Regions from separate parts of the Homo sapiens genome. Here region 2 is linked to region 1. A link is an interaction called in ENCODE POLR2A ChIA-PET data of the cell type or tissue named here. Cell type or tissue: PC-9. All regions are shown on one strand. Each heading gives the region's core, and the rest is flanking DNA. Links, peaks and the distances in the headings are about the cores only. Region 1 has its middle 21 kb from the start of ARK2N. Region 2 holds the start of ATP5F1A (ATP synthase F1 subunit alpha).

What was found. Peaks named below come from ENCODE experiments on the same cell type or tissue, not always from the same donor. Only the 100,000 strongest peaks of a DNase experiment are listed, where the experiment ranks them.
Region 2: POLR2A ChIA-PET joins it to region 1 with 27 read pairs; 8 of 35 experiments call an interaction of 5 or more read pairs at or near these places.

Annotation. Positions count from the first base shown.
Region 1 is chr18:46,148,688-46,157,015 of GRCh38, forward strand. No RefSeq gene overlaps it. Among named protein-coding and RNA genes, the nearest start is that of ARK2N, 21 kb to the right of the region's middle. RefSeq lists a silencer at 7,198-7,404. In PC-9, for the core only: CTCF peaks have their summits at 257 (motif pointing right) and 461; DNase peaks (open chromatin) are centred at 274, 1,224, 4,304, 7,114 and 1 weaker place; H3K4me3 peaks cover 1,189 bases; H3K27ac peaks cover 6,110 bases.
Region 2 is chr18:46,095,107-46,103,434 of GRCh38, forward strand. ATP5F1A (ATP synthase F1 subunit alpha) reads right to left here and starts at 3,190. Exons shown (of 12, transcript NM_004046.6): 1 at 3,066-3,190; 2 at 1-25. The coding sequence starts at 3,125. RefSeq lists enhancers at 2,556-2,615, 2,590-3,789, 2,706-2,855. In PC-9, for the core only: no CTCF peak of the experiment used is centred there; a DNase peak (open chromatin) is centred at 3,175; H3K4me3 peaks cover 2,966 bases; H3K27ac peaks cover 1,683 bases.

The DNA of each region.
Region 1 (8,328 bases), core at 153-8,152:
AACTGAAGTAGTTCCCTGCCCTCAAGAACTTTACACCCAAAATGACCCAGATCCTGTTAACTACCCGAAGTCTGGTATTTATGCCAGTAAACACAGAGAGAAGTGTTATGGCCTACTCTCTCACCCCAATCCCAAACAAACCCCATAACCTAACCCTGCAGCTCACTCCTTCCTAGGACATTCAATCACTTGTTAGGATCATGTTTGAAGGGCAGGGGGCCGTTGACATATATAATTTTAGCCACCAGAGGGCAGTCATATCTTTAAGATACTTTCAAAGTGAAGGGGAAAAGGACAAAACCAGTCCTTCAAAGGCTATCCCTGGGATTCTGGGGCCAAAGTCAAATCACATGGTAAGATTCGCTCCCAAAAGGACAAGCCTAGCACTCAAACCACTCTCCTACTTTAGGCCTGGGGATTGCACTCATTTAGCATGAGGCTCTGGTCCCTTGAGGGGAGGATGATACATGAAATCTGACAGAAGCCTTGATGAAATAGATCAGAGGGTTGGGTGCCACTCACGCCCGGAATCCCAGCACTTTGGGAGACCAAGGTGGGTGGATCACCTGAGGTCAGGAGTTCGAGACCAGCCTGGCCAACATGGTGAAACCCTGTCTCTACTAAATATACAAAAAGTAGCCAGGCGTGGTGGTGGATGCCTGTAATCCTAGCTATTCGGGAGGCTGAGGCAGGGAGAATTGCTTGAACCTGTGACGCGGAGCTTGCAGTGAGCCAAGATAGCGCCACTGCACTCCAGCCTGGGCAACAGAGCGAGACTCCATCTCAAAAAAACAAACAAACAAAAACAAAACAAAAAACACACAAACAGAGGGTCTCCTAACCAAAGCAAATATTTCAGAGCATGTAAACTACACAGGAAGTCCTAGAGGGAGGGGCCAGGGACCCACAGTACTCACTGAAGAGAGTCCCTCAATGAGCTTATTTTATTTTATTTTGTTTTTTATTTTATGAGACAAGGTCTCACTCTTTTATCCAGGCTAGAGTGTGTGATCATGGCTCACTGCAGCCCAGGCTCAAGAGATCCTCCCACCTCAGCCTCCTGAGTAGCTGGGATTATAGGTTATTGCCACCATGCCCGGCTACTTTTTGTATTTTTTGCAGAAATGGGGTTTCGTCATGTTCCCCAGGCTGGTCTCAAATTCCTGGGCTCAAGCGATCCACCCTCCTTGACCTCTCACAGCACCCGGCCCTAAATGAGCATTTATTGAGCAATATCTATTCAACAACAAGTTCTGTACTTGGGCTAGAGAGAAATAGACTTGCTCTGGTGCAAAGAGAAGACTCACTTACACAACATAATGAGAAAGCAAATGAAAGACAATCCTGAGCCAAGCAGTGTCTAGCCAGGATGCCCCTTCCCTCCATTCCCAGGGAAGCACACTGAGAGGCACCCAGGATGCCAGTTGTTTAGACACAGCATGCAGCCTTCAGGGAGTGTTGCCGGCTTGGGAATGCTGCCAGAAGCCCCCAGCCCTTCTCCTTCCTCTACCTAGCCTGGTGTGTGGGATCTATTTCCAGTCTTTGGTGTTTGTGTTTGTTTTGTGTTTTTTACTTATTTATGTATTTATTTTGCTTATCAGAAGTGTTTTATCAAAGGCCTACATTTCCTCCCCAGTCTGAGGCTTGAGCAGCTTTGTCAAAATTAAGCAAGAGAGATTTTCAGGCTCTACCCAGCCTCCTCCCACCTCCACATCAATGAATGCAGAGCCTTATTCTGACTTGAATGAGAATAAGTGAAGGGAAGGATATATAGGAAGGAAAATGGTTTAAAAATCGCAAAAATGGCCGGGCTCGGTGGCTCACACCTGTAATCCCAGCACTTTGGGAGGCCAAGGCAGGCAGATCACGAGGTCAAGAGTTCAAGACCAGCCTGACTAATATGGTGAAACCCCGTCTCTACTAAAAATACAAAAATTAGCTGAGCGTGGTGCAAGCCTGTAGTCCCAGCTACTCAGGAGGCTGAGGCAAGAGAATCGCTTGAACCCTTGAGGCAGAGGTTGCAGTGAGCCAAGATTGTGCCATTGCACTCCAGCCTGGGTTACAGAGCAAGACTCCATCTCAAAAATAAAATAAAATAAAAAATCTCAAAAACCTGCTTCTCCCACAGGGCTGTGAGAATGCACATCCTTAGCCCAAATCTGGCATATGGTCAGAACTCAATGAGTGTCAATTATGGGCTCACAATCCCTTACTGGAATTTCCAAAGCCCCCAAAGCTCTAAAACCCAAAGGTTTTTCATAATTCATTTGACAAAACCTGATCTGACCTGAATTCATTTGGCAGCAGAACCTCACCTGAACCCCCATTTTGGTCTACTGCAGAACTCTAAGGCGTGTGACTCCTGGGTGTTCCTCCAGGCGCTGCTTGGGGGTATTATGTTTATGGTATAAGCACCTGATTACCTATCTGAAATCTGGAACATTCTGAATTCTGAAATGTAACTGGCCCCAGGGACCTGTTTCTATAAGAAACCTAGGTTCTAGATGTTGTTTCTGCTGTTACCTAGCTGTGTGACATTAGATGTGGTAGACAGACCCTAGAATGGCCCTAAAATTTCCCATCTGCTACTTTTCATGTTATTTATTTATTTATTTATTTTTGAGGTGGAGCCTAGCCATGTCGCCCAGGCTGGAGTGCAGTGGTGTGATTTCAGCTCACTGCCACCTCCACCTCCCGAGTTCAAGCAATTCTCCTGCCTCAGCCTCCCGAGTAGCTGGGATTACAGGTGTGCACCACCACGCCCAGCTAATTTTTGTATTTTTAGTAGAGACAGGGTTTCACTGTGTTGACCAGGCTGGTCTCGAACTCCTGACCTCGTGATCCACCCACCTCGGCCTCCCAAAGTGCTGGAATTACAAGCGTGAGCCACCACACCTGGCCTATTTATTTATTTTTCAAGACAGAGTCTTGCTCTGTCGCCCAGGCTGGAGTGCAGTGGTGCAATCTCAGCTCACTGCAACCTCCACCTCCCAGGTTCAAGCAATCCTCCTGCCTCAGTCTCCCAAGTAGCTGGGATATAATCCCCTCCCTTGGAATGTGGGTGGGACACATTCAAATTTTGTGTGACTTGATTCTCACAAACAGAATATGGCAAAGGTAAAGAAATTTTGAAGATGTAATTAGGGTCTCAAATCTGTTGATTTCATTTCATCAAAAGGGAGATCATCTGGGTGAGCCTGACTCAATCAGTTAAAAGCCTTAAAAGGCTTTTAAGGACTGGCCCCTCCCTGAGGTTAGAGACTCTCTCTCAGTTATTGGCTTTGAAGAAACTGACCTGCTATGAGAAGACCTATGGAAAGAGCCACTTGGCAAGGAAGAGGGGGCAGCATTTAGTTGCGAGAACATTCGGCTGACCACCAGCAAGAAAATGGGTACTTCGGTCCTACAGCTGCAAGAAGATGGATTCTGCCAACAGCCTGAGGGAGCCTGGAAGCAGGTCTTTCCCTGCTTGAGCCTCTGATGAGACTCCAGCCCCAGCTGACACCTTGATTTCAGCCTGGGGAAACCATGGAGCAGAGGAGGCAGCTAAGCTGAGCTCAGGTTCCTGACCCATAGAAATGACGCTAAGTATGTGCTATTTTAATCTGCTATATGACAATCATTTTTAGATGATTTGTGGGCAACACAGAAAGCCAGTACATTAGGGAAGTCTCTTAACCTCCCTGGGTCCCAGTTGTGCATCTGTAAATTAGGGAAATGGTTGAACCGGGTCACACCTAGGAGCCTCTCAGGCTCTAGCTTTTGGAGACTCTGTATGGGCAGATGCTGAGTGCTGCACCGTTGTGAGAAGGAAGAATCGTTCTCTAATGGGTGAGCAGGCTAGTGCTCTCATGTGGGGGGCTGTGGGTGCCAAGGAGGTGTGTCGTTGAGGTGGCTGCTGCAAAATGCAGACAGCTGAGGACTCACCCTGAGTCCTTGATGACCCATCTGCCAGCAGGCTAGACGCTGACCACAACTGGCACCACGCCTGGCTGCAGAGGCGATCAGCTTTCAAGAGCAGGAAAAACAAATGTCCTCTTTCCCCTGCTCTGTAAGGGACGTGCAACCATGCTGGGCATCCATCCCCACCTCTGTTAATTTACTGGGGGGCAAAGGGTCCACTCTGCAATCTTCCTCCCATGATACCTAAAACTCTTGGGCTTGTGACCTCTAGGACTGCCCTGGGGAGCTCCTGGGAAGCTGAGTCAGGGAGGGCATCAGGTTTCCTGCTAGCTCTTGGCACACTTCTGAAGTAGGTGAGCTTGTGCTTCTGTGCTGTCCCACCCAGCCGGTCTGCCAGGTCTCTCTGCTTCCCACACCCGCTGCCGCCTGCCCCAGGGGCCCGGACCACCAACACACCCCAGAGGTGGGGCACCCACTGTCTGCCTTCCCTCCCCCAATACTCCCTCACACACAGCTGACACGCTCATCTGACTGGCTAAAGGGATTGTCCCTTATTAAATTCCTTGGGGGATGATCTCATTAAGCCTTGTTATGGGTCACTTCTATTTCAGGGAGAATAAATTTGCTGCAATCTATGGGCAGCTAGTTAATTGAAACCTGAGGAAGGGGCTGGGGGAGGGGAGGGCACGGGTGAGGGGGTGGAGCGAGCCTGAAAGTGTGGGAAGTGCCTGGCCTGGTGAGAGCTGAGAGCTGGCTGGGAGGAGGCTGAAGGTGCACATGAGGGTAGCCGATAAGGAGGAGGCCACAGGCAGTGGAGGGAGAGGGGAGACAAAAGCAGGTGTCAGCTGCAGCCTGATGCAGGGAGATAGCCTCCTAACTGCCTCCCAGGCCTCTGTGCTCAGCCCTGCCCCAACATATGAGTCCAGGCCAGCACAAAGTGATAAGCACCTAGGCCAGGATGTAGCAACAGAGATGGAAAAGAAGGAGATATGAGAGAACTTGGAAACAAATTTGATACAGGGATGAAGGAGAGGAGAGGAAAAAACCCAAGATGACCTTTAAAGATGCTTGGAGAATGGGGAGAGGCGCCAGCCGGAGCACAAGCCCAACACAGGCCTCTGAGCAATGCCAAGTTTACTGCTCTGCTGTTTAAAGAATCCTTCTTCACCCATTTCCGAAAAAATGTTTCCTATCTCCGGTTTTCTGGCTCTTCAGCCATTCATCTATTCATGCAAGCATTCATTCGGTTCGTCAGAATGGAGACCTTACGTAGCACTCTATCAGCCCCTCTGCTGAATACCGGCAATGCAAATATAGACAAATAGATTTTATAGGCTAAGCGTCGTGAGTCCACCCAGAGCAGTTAGCCACTCCCAGGAGCTCTTTTCCTTCCATTCCCTCTTTTCCAACAGTTGTGTTGATTTTCAGGATAGCTGCTGCAGAGAAGAGAATTCAAAGATGGAGGAAGGTTTTGTGTTGGGGATCTAAAGCCAAAGGAACTTGTGACTTTTGGTCATGCTGAGAGACAGGTGACCACTAATTGTGTAGCCCTTGGCTGGTCTCTGTCTTTTTGAGACTGAGTTTCGCTCTTGTTGCCCAGGCTGGAGTGCAGTGGCACGATCTCGGCTTACTGCAACCTCTGCCTCCCAGTTTCAAGCAATTCTCCTGCCTCAGCCTCCCAAGTAGCTGGGACTACCGGCATCCATCACCATGTTGGCCAGGCTGGTCTCGAGTTCCTGACCTCAGGTGATCCACCTTGCCTGGTCTCTTAATGCTCTTAGCCTGAATTTTATCATCTGTAAAAGGAGAAATAGGCTTAGATGATTTTAGAAAACTCTTCTACTTTGTATCTATGTTCTTGTTTTATGGATGTGAAAGTACTCTGAAAAGTTTGATTTCTACGCAGATGTGAGGTAGTTCTTTATTTCAGAAAGCAATAACAATGCGAGTGCCCACAGGGTGGATATGGGTTGTGAAATGGAAACTCCATCCCCTACTTCTTGCTTCCCTGTGGAGGGGTCTCTATTGGAGCCACATTCCTGGAGTCTCTCTGGCCTGACTCTCCCGGCAAGAAGAATGGTTCCCATCCGGTAATATTTTCTCCACCCAATATTTTACCTGAAATGTCACCAGGAAATATTAATCCCCATGGATCTCATGTCAGCTGCCCTCCTTTATATTTCAAGACCATGGTGGGAGGTAGAGCATGAAACCAGATCACCTTCTGGTGTGAAGATTTCAAGGGAGAAGTTGAGGTGGGAAGCCTCACCAGGTATTCTCTTTAGGACTTGCCTGAGAGTAGATTCTGGGCTGCTCAGACAGGGCAGCGCTCCTGTGACTGGTTGAATAGTCTGTCTACATTTGCTGTGACAGGAATGGGATAGGAAGTTCATGGAGGCTGCTCATTTGCACCGTGTCCCCCAATCCAGCTTTGATCTGCCATAAAGTTGACATTTAAGTGTTCGCCTGTTTCCTGCATCTTATTTTTTAGTTGCTTCCAAACTTGAGGAGAGAAAGAGAAAGGGTTATTTATTACACAGGCCCCAACCCTAGCAAGAGAAAAAAAAAAAATCACAGTCCACGTTATAAGTCTTCCTTGGGATTTTGTTCTTTTTTTCTTTTTTCGAGACAGGGTCTCACTCCGTCATCCACACTGGAGTGCAGCTATATGATCTGGGCTCACTGCAGCCTCCACCTCCCAGATTCAAGCGATTCTCCCACTTCAGCCTCCCGAGTATCTGGGATTACAGGTGCCCGCCACCATGCCCAGCTAATTTTTAGTATTTTTAGTACGGATGGGGTTTTGCAATGTTGGCCAGGTTGGTCTCGAACTCCTGACCTCAAGTGATCCACCTGCCTTGGCCTCCCAAAGTGCTGGGATTACAGGAGTGTGCCACCACACCCGGCTAATTTTTGTATTTTTAGTGGAGACAGGGTTTCACCATGTTGGCCAGGCTTGTCTCAAAGGAGATTTTTTTCTTTTTTCTAAATTCCTCCCTTACCCTTGCCTTCTCCACATCCAAATGAGTATCAGCCTCTGGGCACTCATTCCCAAAATGACCTAGTCCTTTCATTCCACTGTGACATCTTTCCAGAATGCTTTTCCTCTTCTCTATGAGGCAAAATTCTTGTCATTCTTAGAGTCATGGCTCAGAGTTCTCCCCCTCAGTGAGTCAATCCTTCTCAAGGAGCTCAGGCTGAGTTTGCAGCTTCCTTGTCTCAGTTTCTAGGACTCTATTCTATTATGCTATCACTAGTCCTAATGGGAGGCGACCTCATGCCCGTCTTACCCAATAGAGCAGACTAGGTTGAGTGCTGTACCTGGAAGTTCCTCTGGCCACATCTATGTCTTCTTAGAACTATTGTGTCTGGGGTTTCCTGGGTGGGGAAGGCAAATGAAACCTCAGCAATGACTGGTATGAATTCTCCTGCCAGGTGGGGGCCTTAAAGTAGAAATCAAATTGATTTCTAGGAAATGAAGAAAGTGATGTTTCTTGCATACTTGAGTTGGAGGGCTAGAGTATTATTCACTGCAAATAAATTCTGACCTTGTTTTTTCATGAAATGTTGCTCTCCTTCTCACTCTTCCACCCTAGAAATTTTGTCAAGGCTTGAATCAGTCCAGAATTTACTCTATTGTTCCCTTACCTGTTGCTTGGAATGTGACCGTTTGGGGAGTGTGTTTTGTTTTGTTTTGTTCTGAGACAGAGTCTTGCTCTGTTGCCCAGGCTGCAGTGCAGTTGTGCGATCTTGGCTCACTGCAACTCTGCTTCCTGGGTTCAAGCGATTTCCTGCTAATTTTGTTTTTTTTTATTTTTAGTAGAAAAAGCATTTCACCATATTGGCTAGGCTGGTCTTGGACTCCTGACCTCAAGTAAACTGGCTGGCCTTGGCCTCCCAAAGTGCTAGGATTACAGGCATGAGCCACCACACCTGGCCTGGGGAGTGTTTTACCATTCCTGAGACTAGATGGTGACAGGTTCTTACAACAGCCTGAGCAAAGCCTGACACAGAGGGGGAACCCCTTCAGTGGATGGGTCCTTCCTGCCACAGACTAAATGTAAATAAAGTCCTTCTGCTGTGTCTTCAGTGAGGATGGAGAACAGAGGGCTGCTCAAGGTCAAGTTGTATACTTGGAGGCTGGAGAAGAAGCCCCACACAGAGAAAGCCCAGGTGAGCTGAGCAGGACAGGAAGGATCCTCCGAGACCTGCAGATCATGCCACCAACCAGCACCAGGCCTACATCCAAGGAGCGCAGGGTATCCAGGAAGAACATCAGGCCGTACTCTCTCTCAGGCTAGACCAGTCACTTCTATTCCAAAGAAGACTTCTCAGGGCTGGAAGCATCCCCTCCCCTCTGTAGTCCCTCTCTTGTGCTTGCTGCCCTCCTTGACCTTGGTTCCCTTGGTTTCCAGTGAGCCAAGT
Region 2 (8,328 bases), core at 1-8,000, 54 kb before region 1:
ATGAACCCAAAGCATTTCTGGAGACCTAGTGCAAAAGTATTCTTAAAAATTTGATTTTTAACAAAGCCTTTATAAAACTTACAAGCTTAAACAAATGCCAGCTTAGTGTGATCAAAGTACTGGTGAAAATGCTAATTACATATAAAGCATTTTGTTTAAAATGTCAAATGGGAAAGTAGCTTTTGATATATGTGAAAACCTTTTATACAGCTCCTAGTACACAGTAAACACTCGCATATTTTTAAAATGCAGTCTGTACTTTATTATTATTGTTTTTTTGAGACGGCTCACTGCATCCTCCACCTCCTAGTCTCAAGCGATTCTCAGCCTCCCGAGTAGCTGGGACTACAGGGGTGCGCCACCTCCACCAGGTTAATTTTTTATATTTTTAGTAGAGACGGGGTTTCACCATGCTGGCCAGGCTGGTCTCGAACTCCTGACCTCAAGTGATCCACCCGCCTTGGCCTCCCAAAGTGCTAGAACTATAGGCGTGAGCACCGCACCCGGCTTATTTTTTTTTCTTTTTTGGGACAGGGTCTCACTCTTGTCACCCAGGTCGGAGTGCAGTGGCTCAATCACGGCTCACTACAGCCTCGACTTCCTGGGCTCAGGTGATCCTCCCACCTCAGCCTCCCCAGTAGGTGGGATCACAGGAGTGCGCCACCTGGCCAGGCTAATTTTTGTACTTATTTTTTTTATAGAGACAGGATTTCATCATATTGCCCAGACTGGGCAGTAAATAAATATATATTTACTGGGCAGTAAATATATATATACACACACATTTTTTTTTTCCTTCTGAGACGGAGTCTCATTCTGTCACCCAAGCTGGAGTGCAGGGGCACGATCTTGGCTCATTGCAACCTTCACCTCCCAGGTTCAAGCGATTCTCATGCCTCGGCCTCCTGAGTAGCTGGGACTACAGGCGACCACCACCATGCCCGGCTAATTTTTTTATTTTTAGTAGAGACAGGGTTTCGCCATGTTGGCCAGGTTGATCTCGAACTCCTGACTTCAGGTGATGCACCCACCTTGGCCTCCCAAAGTGCTGGAATTACAGACGTCAGCCACTGCACCCGGCCTGGCAGTCAGTATTTTAAAAAGCAACTATTGGCAGGGCACGGTGGCTCATGCCTGTAATCCCAGCACTTTGGGAGGCCAAGGCGGGCGGATTACCTAAGGTCGGGAGTTGGAGACCAGCCTGACCAACATGGAGAAACCCCGTCTCTACTAGAAATACAAAATTAGCTGGGCGTGGTGGCACATGCCTGTAATCCCAGCTACTCGGGAAGCTGAGGCAGGAGAATCGCTTGAACCTGGGAGGCAGAGGTTGTGGTGAGCCAAGATCGCGCCACTGCACTCCAGCCTGGGCGACAAAAGCAAAACTCCGTCTCAAAAAAAAAAAAAAAAAGCAACTGTTAACAAAATGTAAGTGTCTTTCCCTTTAAAGGTACCCAATTTTTATTATTTTGACTTTAGATGTATTTTAATGGAGTTGCAGGAATTCTAAGATAAACAGCTTCCTACAAGGGGCAAAACTCAAAGTAGTTCCAATTTTACTTAAAAACAACAACAACAACAACGACAACAAGCGGCCGGGCACGACGGCTCATGCTTGTAATCCCAGCACTTCAGAAGGCCGAGGCGAGCGGATCACCTGACGTCAGGAGTTCAAGACCAGCCTAGCCAACATGGTGAAACCCCGTCTCTACGAAAAACTACAAAAAGTAGCAGGGCATGACGGCGGGTGCCTGTAATCCCAGCTACTCGGGAGGCTGAGGTGGGAGAATCACTTGATCCTGGGAGGCGGTGGTTGCAGTGGGCGGAGATCACGCCATTGCAATCCAGCCTGGGCGACTGAGCGAGACACCATCTCAAAAAAAAAAAAAAAAAAAAAAAACAAGCAAACAAAAACTGAATAAATGCTAGAGTTAGATTAGAAACCAAGAGTTGTGGCATGTGGACTTATTTTACTCTCTCAACAAATCCTGCAGCCACCTGGAACTTCCTTCAGTTTCTCCTTCAAGTTGTAATACTGCGACTGGTCACTGTCAATTCTGAAGCCTCTACCTTCCATAGGAGCTAGATGAAAACCGTTAAAAATGCTTTTTTGTTAACAGAAACCCAAGATGCTACCAGCGGTTGTTAAGGCAGCAAAACAGCCAACATGTTTATTTCACCTTTCAAATTGAGATTACTTTTAGAACAAAAAAAAAGTGTCAGTGTCAATGCGTTTACACTGAAATCATGTTAATTTCAAGGGAAACAAATAACGAAGGGTATTAATCCTTACAGCCATTTTCCAACCTTGTTCTCTTTTACTTGAATTCTCCATCACTAAAAATTACTCAAAACCAGGTGGAAAACTCAAGGACAAATTCTTTAAACACGTCCAAGTGCCACAAAGCACACACTCTGCCGGAGAGACAATTTAGAAACCAGCTTCACTGTTGTCACAGTGCTGGCCACATGAAATGGTTCTTTGCACCTGCAGGACGTTTTCACGGTCGTTTCGTATTCAGCACTAAGAGAAAGCCTACGTAAGTATTCCAAAAACCACCTTCATTTATTCCTTTCCTCTAAACTGAGCTCCAGGCAGAGGTGAAATGCTGGGCCTGCTGACCTTCACACAATGTCAGACTCCACTGACTAGCTTCAACAAGAGCTGACAGCAGTTTTCTGACCTTCAGCGGGACGCGACCCTAAGAATCGAAAGAGAGGAACCTCACCGATTCAGAACAGGCCTCGGAGAGCTAGCGCCCAAGCCCTGACCTTCACCCAAGATCCCCCTTCTAGGGCCGCTGTCAGCCGAAGACAGGAATCTTGAGGCCCTGTCTCTGGACACCATCGAGTTAACTGTCTGCCCTGTACCATTCTGCCTCTGCGCAGGTGACGAGCAAAAGGGCACCTGTGTCGCCTGCTCTGTCCAGCCGGAGAAGCCACGGGTGCAAGATGGCGGCATTCGCCACAGCCCCTCGCCCTCCTGCAGAGAGCGCCCGAGCCGGCGCACCACCACCCTGCAGCCCCACCCGGCCGCCTGCATCATGCCGGCCTTCGGTGCTCACCAGTCCGGCCCGCCGAGGAAGGGCGCGGACCACGGCCGCAGCAACGCGCACGGACAGCATCTTTGCAGTTACTCCGCAGGCGGTACTTCTGCAGCCGCAGCCTCCGGACTGACTGGGACAAAATGGCCGAGCCGCAAAGAAGGTCAAGACAGCCGGCCCACCTGACCCGGAAGTACTGCCCCTCGCGTTCACCACCTCTCCCCCCGCCCCCGCCGCCACTCTGCATTTTTTGGCAGGTTACTTATTTTTTTATGTAACATTTTTAAGTTTAAACCTCAAAATGAATGATTAGATATATTCCGGCTTTGGTCCTGGCATTCGTTATACATTTATTTTGGTCTTTTGAGTCGACCTTGTGGTTGCCCCGGGTGACCACGTGGGTAGCTGAATCTGCTAAGCAGCAGTTCCCAGGCCCCATCTGGTGCTAGAGGATGAGGGCCTCACCCGTCTGGGGTCGCGGCTGTCTTGAGGACCAGGGCGATTAATAGTGTCGGTAGTGTTAGACCGTGGTTTAGCACGAGTAGCAACAGTGAACAGCTAAACCCCGGGACTGGCCACCAGCAGGGAGCCTCCCACGGAGCCCGTTAATCTGCAGATCTTAGCCCCACTTCAGACCCTCTGAGTCGAAAATTCGGGGCAATCTGAATTTTTAACAAACACCAGCACCGTTCCACGTGATCCGATCTGCGCTCAGGTTAAAGATTCCCAGCTTTTTTAGATTCATTCTAAAAGAATCCTGTCAGTGAATTAGAGCAAACTGTTTAAAAATCCTGATAACCGGGGGAGGGGAGCATCAAGATAAATAGCTAATACATGCGGAGCTTAATACCTAGGTGATGGGATGATAGTTACAGCAAACCACCATGGCACACATTTACCTGTGTAACAAACCTGCACGTCCTGGACATGTATTCCGGAACTTTAAATTAAAAAAAATATATCAACAATCACAAGGAGGCCTAGAAGAGTCATTGCCAATCCTACTGAGAATTGTCCAGAATCAGAAGTTTACACCAGGATAGGACGAGGACTCGCTTTTTCCTCTGCCAACATCTAGTTCATGCTATTGGGAACTCTGCTTCTTCATTTGGAGTCAAAGGGAGATGATGAAAAAACACTTTCTATGCTTACCTGGATGGGCTTTTTTTTTTTCTCCACAGAATTACCATACTGAGATTTTTGTGATATATGCAAGATTTGTGTGTGTGTGTGATGCTGGTTATTATTATGTCATAGTGGACACTTATTAACGTTGCCTTCACTTTTCTTTTTTTTTTATTTATTTATTTTATTTTATTTAAGACAGGGTCTCACTCTGTTGCCCAGGAAAGAGTGCAGTGGGTTTATCACCATTCATTGCAGCCTGGAACTCCTGGGCTGGAGCAATCCTCTGACCTCAGCCTGTGCCCCTGTGGTCCCACCACCATGCCTGGCTAATTTTTTTGTAAAGACGGCGGTGGTGGGCAGGGCGTGGGGGGAGGTCTCTCTATGTTGCCCAGGCTGGTCTCGAACTCCTGGCTTCAAGTGATCCTTCCTCCTCAGCCTCTGCGCTGGGCCCGCTTTTCACCGTTTGGAGAAGCATTTTCAGTTCCATCCCCCAAATCCTGGCTTACACCTAGAACCTGAATTTTGGTGAGGCAAATAAATATCCGGGCTACAAGGGTCATCTCCTGAAACATGGCTTGTAAACACGTGATTAGCCATCCTTTTCTCTAGTATCCTACTCTTTTCAAGGTAAGCCATGGGAAAATAGAGCAGCAGTTCTCCTGGGAATCAGGGGTACAAAAAGGCTGTCCAAGCCAGGCGCAGTGGCTCACGCCTGTAATCCCAGCACTTTGGGAGGCTGAGGCGGGTGGATCACCTGAGGTCAGGAGTTCGAGACCAGCTTGGCCAACATGGCAAAACCCCATCTCTACTAAAAATACAAAAATTAGCCCGGCATGGGGGCGGGCACCTGTAATCCCAGCTACTGGGGAGGCTGAGGCAGGAGAATTGCTTTAACCCGGGAGGCAGAAGTTGCAGTGAGCCCCAGATTGCACCACTGTCCTCCAGCCTGGGCAATAAAAGTGAAACTCCATCTAAAAAAAAAAAAAAAAAAAAAGAAAGAAAAAAAGAAAAGAAAAAGAAAAAGGCTGTCCAAGTAAAATAAAATACAGAGACAAATCTATAAATTTAAAACATTTGGGAAGCAATAATTGCCATTCAGGGCATACACACAAACAGGGTGGTCTTTGGTACGTCAGAAGAACAAACAGATGGTTAGAGGTTTTATTTTTGTAAAAGAGAAATATAGCCAGGAACAGTGGCTCATGCCTGTAATCCCAACACGTTGGGAAGCCAAGATGAGAGGTTCACTTGAGCCCAGGAGTTTGGGAGTGCAGTGAGCTGTGATCACACCGGAACACTCCAGCCTGGGCAACAAAGCAAGACCCTATATCAAAACAAACAACAAAAAAAGAGAACTGTTGTATATTGTTCTTTAAGAAAGTTCATTGTCACTAGTAAGGTTTTGGGGAGCTGGCAAGTTTTGATTGGCAAGTAATGGCAACTAGGTAAAACGATCCTTAGAGTCACTGCAGGTTGTTTTTAGCAGCTAATTAGATAAAACTGGTTTAGGTCAGCCGGGCACGGTGGCTCACGCCTGTAATCCCAGCGCTTTGGGAGGCCGAGGCGGGTGGATCACCTGAGGTCAGGAGTTCAAGACCAGCCTGACCAACATGATGAAACCCCGTCTCTGCTAAAAATACAAAAATTGGCTGGGTATGTTGGCGGGTGCCTGTAATCCCAGCTACTTGGGAGGCTGAGGCAGGAGAATCACATGAACCTGGAGGCAGAGGTTGCAGTGAGCCAAAATCATGCCATTGCATTCCAGCCTGGGCGACAGAGTGAGACTCCATCTCAAAACAAACAAACAAAAAAACTGGTTTAGGTTATAGCGGGCAGTTTCAGCAGCCAGGCTTACAGATAATTACATTTTTGGAGCAATGTTATGTGCCCTGAGTGCTTTTTTTTCCCTTTACCTCTTGACACTGTTTTAGTTGGGGATGACAAGAATGACCCAATCAACTTTCACAAGCTAACAGGAAAAAATATCGTTTCTAAAAACAACAAGGCCGGGCATGGTGGCTCACGCATGTAATCCTAGCACATTGGGAGGCCAAGGCAGGCAGATCGCCTGAGGTCAGGAGTTCAAGACCAGCCTGGCCAACATGGCAAAACCCCGTCTCTACTAAAAAATCAAAAATTAGCTGGGGGTGGTGGTGCACACCTGTAACCCCAGCTACTCAGGAGGCTGAGGAAGGAGAATCGCTTGAATCCAGGAGGTGAAGGTTGCAGTGAGCCAGGTGGAGGTTGCAGTGAGCCAAGATTGCGCCTCTGCACTTCAGTATGCGCGACAGGAGTGAGACTATCTCAAAACAACAACAACAATAACAACAAAATTAGCCGGCATGGTGGCTCACACCTGTAATCCCAGCACTTTGGGAGGCTGAAGCAGGTTGATCACTTGAAGTCAGGAGTTCAAGATGAGTCTGGCCAACATATCGAGATCCCTGCACCCCCTGCCCCATCTTTAGCTGGGCATGGTGGCACATGCCTGTAATCCCAGCTATTTAGGAGGCTGAGGCACGAGAATCACTTAAACCTGGGAGATGGAGGTTGCAGTGACCACTGCACTCCAGCTTGGGCAACACAGTGAGATTCTGTCTGAAAAAAAAAAAAAGGCCGGGCATGGTGGCTCATGCCTGTAATCCCAGCACGTTGGGAGGCTGAGGTGGGCGGATCACGAGGTCAGGAGATCGAGACCATCCTGGCTAACATGGTGAAACCCTGTCTCTACTAAAAGTACAAAAAATTAGCCGGGTGTGGTGGCGGGCACCTGTAGTCCCAGCTACTCGGGAGGCTGAGGCAGGAGAATGGCGTGAACCCGGGAGGCGGAGCTTGCAGTAAGCCGAGATTGCTCAACTGCACTCCAGCCTAGGCAACAGCACAAGACTCCCTCTCAAAAAAAAAAAAAAATTGCAGGGATATTTTGTAAAATTTGTAGTGATAAAAGTGGACAAAAGACATAAAGATAACTTTTTTTGCCCCATACTGAAGGGCTGCACCAGTTTATCTGAAATTTGGTTACAGAGCAGAGATATATTTAGTTTTTGTTTTTTTTTGTTTTTTGTGGTGGATTCTCACTCTGTCGCCCAGGCTGGAGTGCAGTGTCTCAATCTCAGCTCACTGCAAACTCTGCCTCCAGGGTTCAAGTGATTCTCTTGCCTCAGCCTCCCAAGTGGCTGGGATTACAGGCACGTGCCACCATGCCTGGCTAATTTTTGTATTTTTAGTAGAGATGGGGTTTTGCCATGTTGGTCAGGCTGGTCTTGAACTCCGGACCTCAGGTGATCCACCTGCCTCGGCCTCCCAAAGTGCTGAGAATATAGGTGTGAGGCACCGCATCCAGCCAGAGCAGAGATATGTTTGAAGCAAAAAGAATAAGCAAGACAGGCTGGGTGTGGTGCCTCATGCTTGTAATCCCAGCACTTTGAGAGGCCCAAGTGGGAGCATCACTTGGGGCCAGGAGTTCAAAAACAGCCTGGGCAACATAGTGAGACCCTCTTTCTACAAAAAATACAAAAAGTTAGCTGGGTGTGGTGGTGCACGCCTATAGTCCCAGCTACTAAGGAGGCTGAAGCGGGAGGATTGCTTGAGCCCAGGAGTTCAAGGTTGCAGTGAACTGTGATCACCACTATACTCCAGCTTGGACGAAAGAGCAAGACCCTGTCTCTAAAAATAAAATAAAATAAATAATAAATAAGCTTGGCTTGCTAGTAAGTTTCCTTTGAAAAGAAAATCATTTTAGGCTGGGTGTGTTGGCTCACACCTGTAATCCTAGCTCTTTGAGAGGCCGAGGCAGGCAGATCACTTGAGGTCAGGAGTTTGAGACCAGCCTGATCAACGTGGTGAAACCCCCCGTTCTACTAAAAATAAAAAAATTATCCCTGCATGCTAGCACAAGCCTGTAATCCCAGCTACTAGAGAGGATGAGACAGGAGAATTGCTTGAGCCTGGGGACGGGGGTTGGAGGTCGCAGTGAGCCAAGATCATGTCACTCTGCACTCCAGCCTAAGCGACAGAGAAACACTCCATCTCAAAAAGAAAAGAAAAGGTCGGGCGCAGTGCCTGTAATCCCAGCACTTTGGGAGGCCAAGGCGGGCGGATCACCTGAAGTCAGGAGTTCGAGACCAAGCTGGCCAACCTGATGAGATCCCATCTT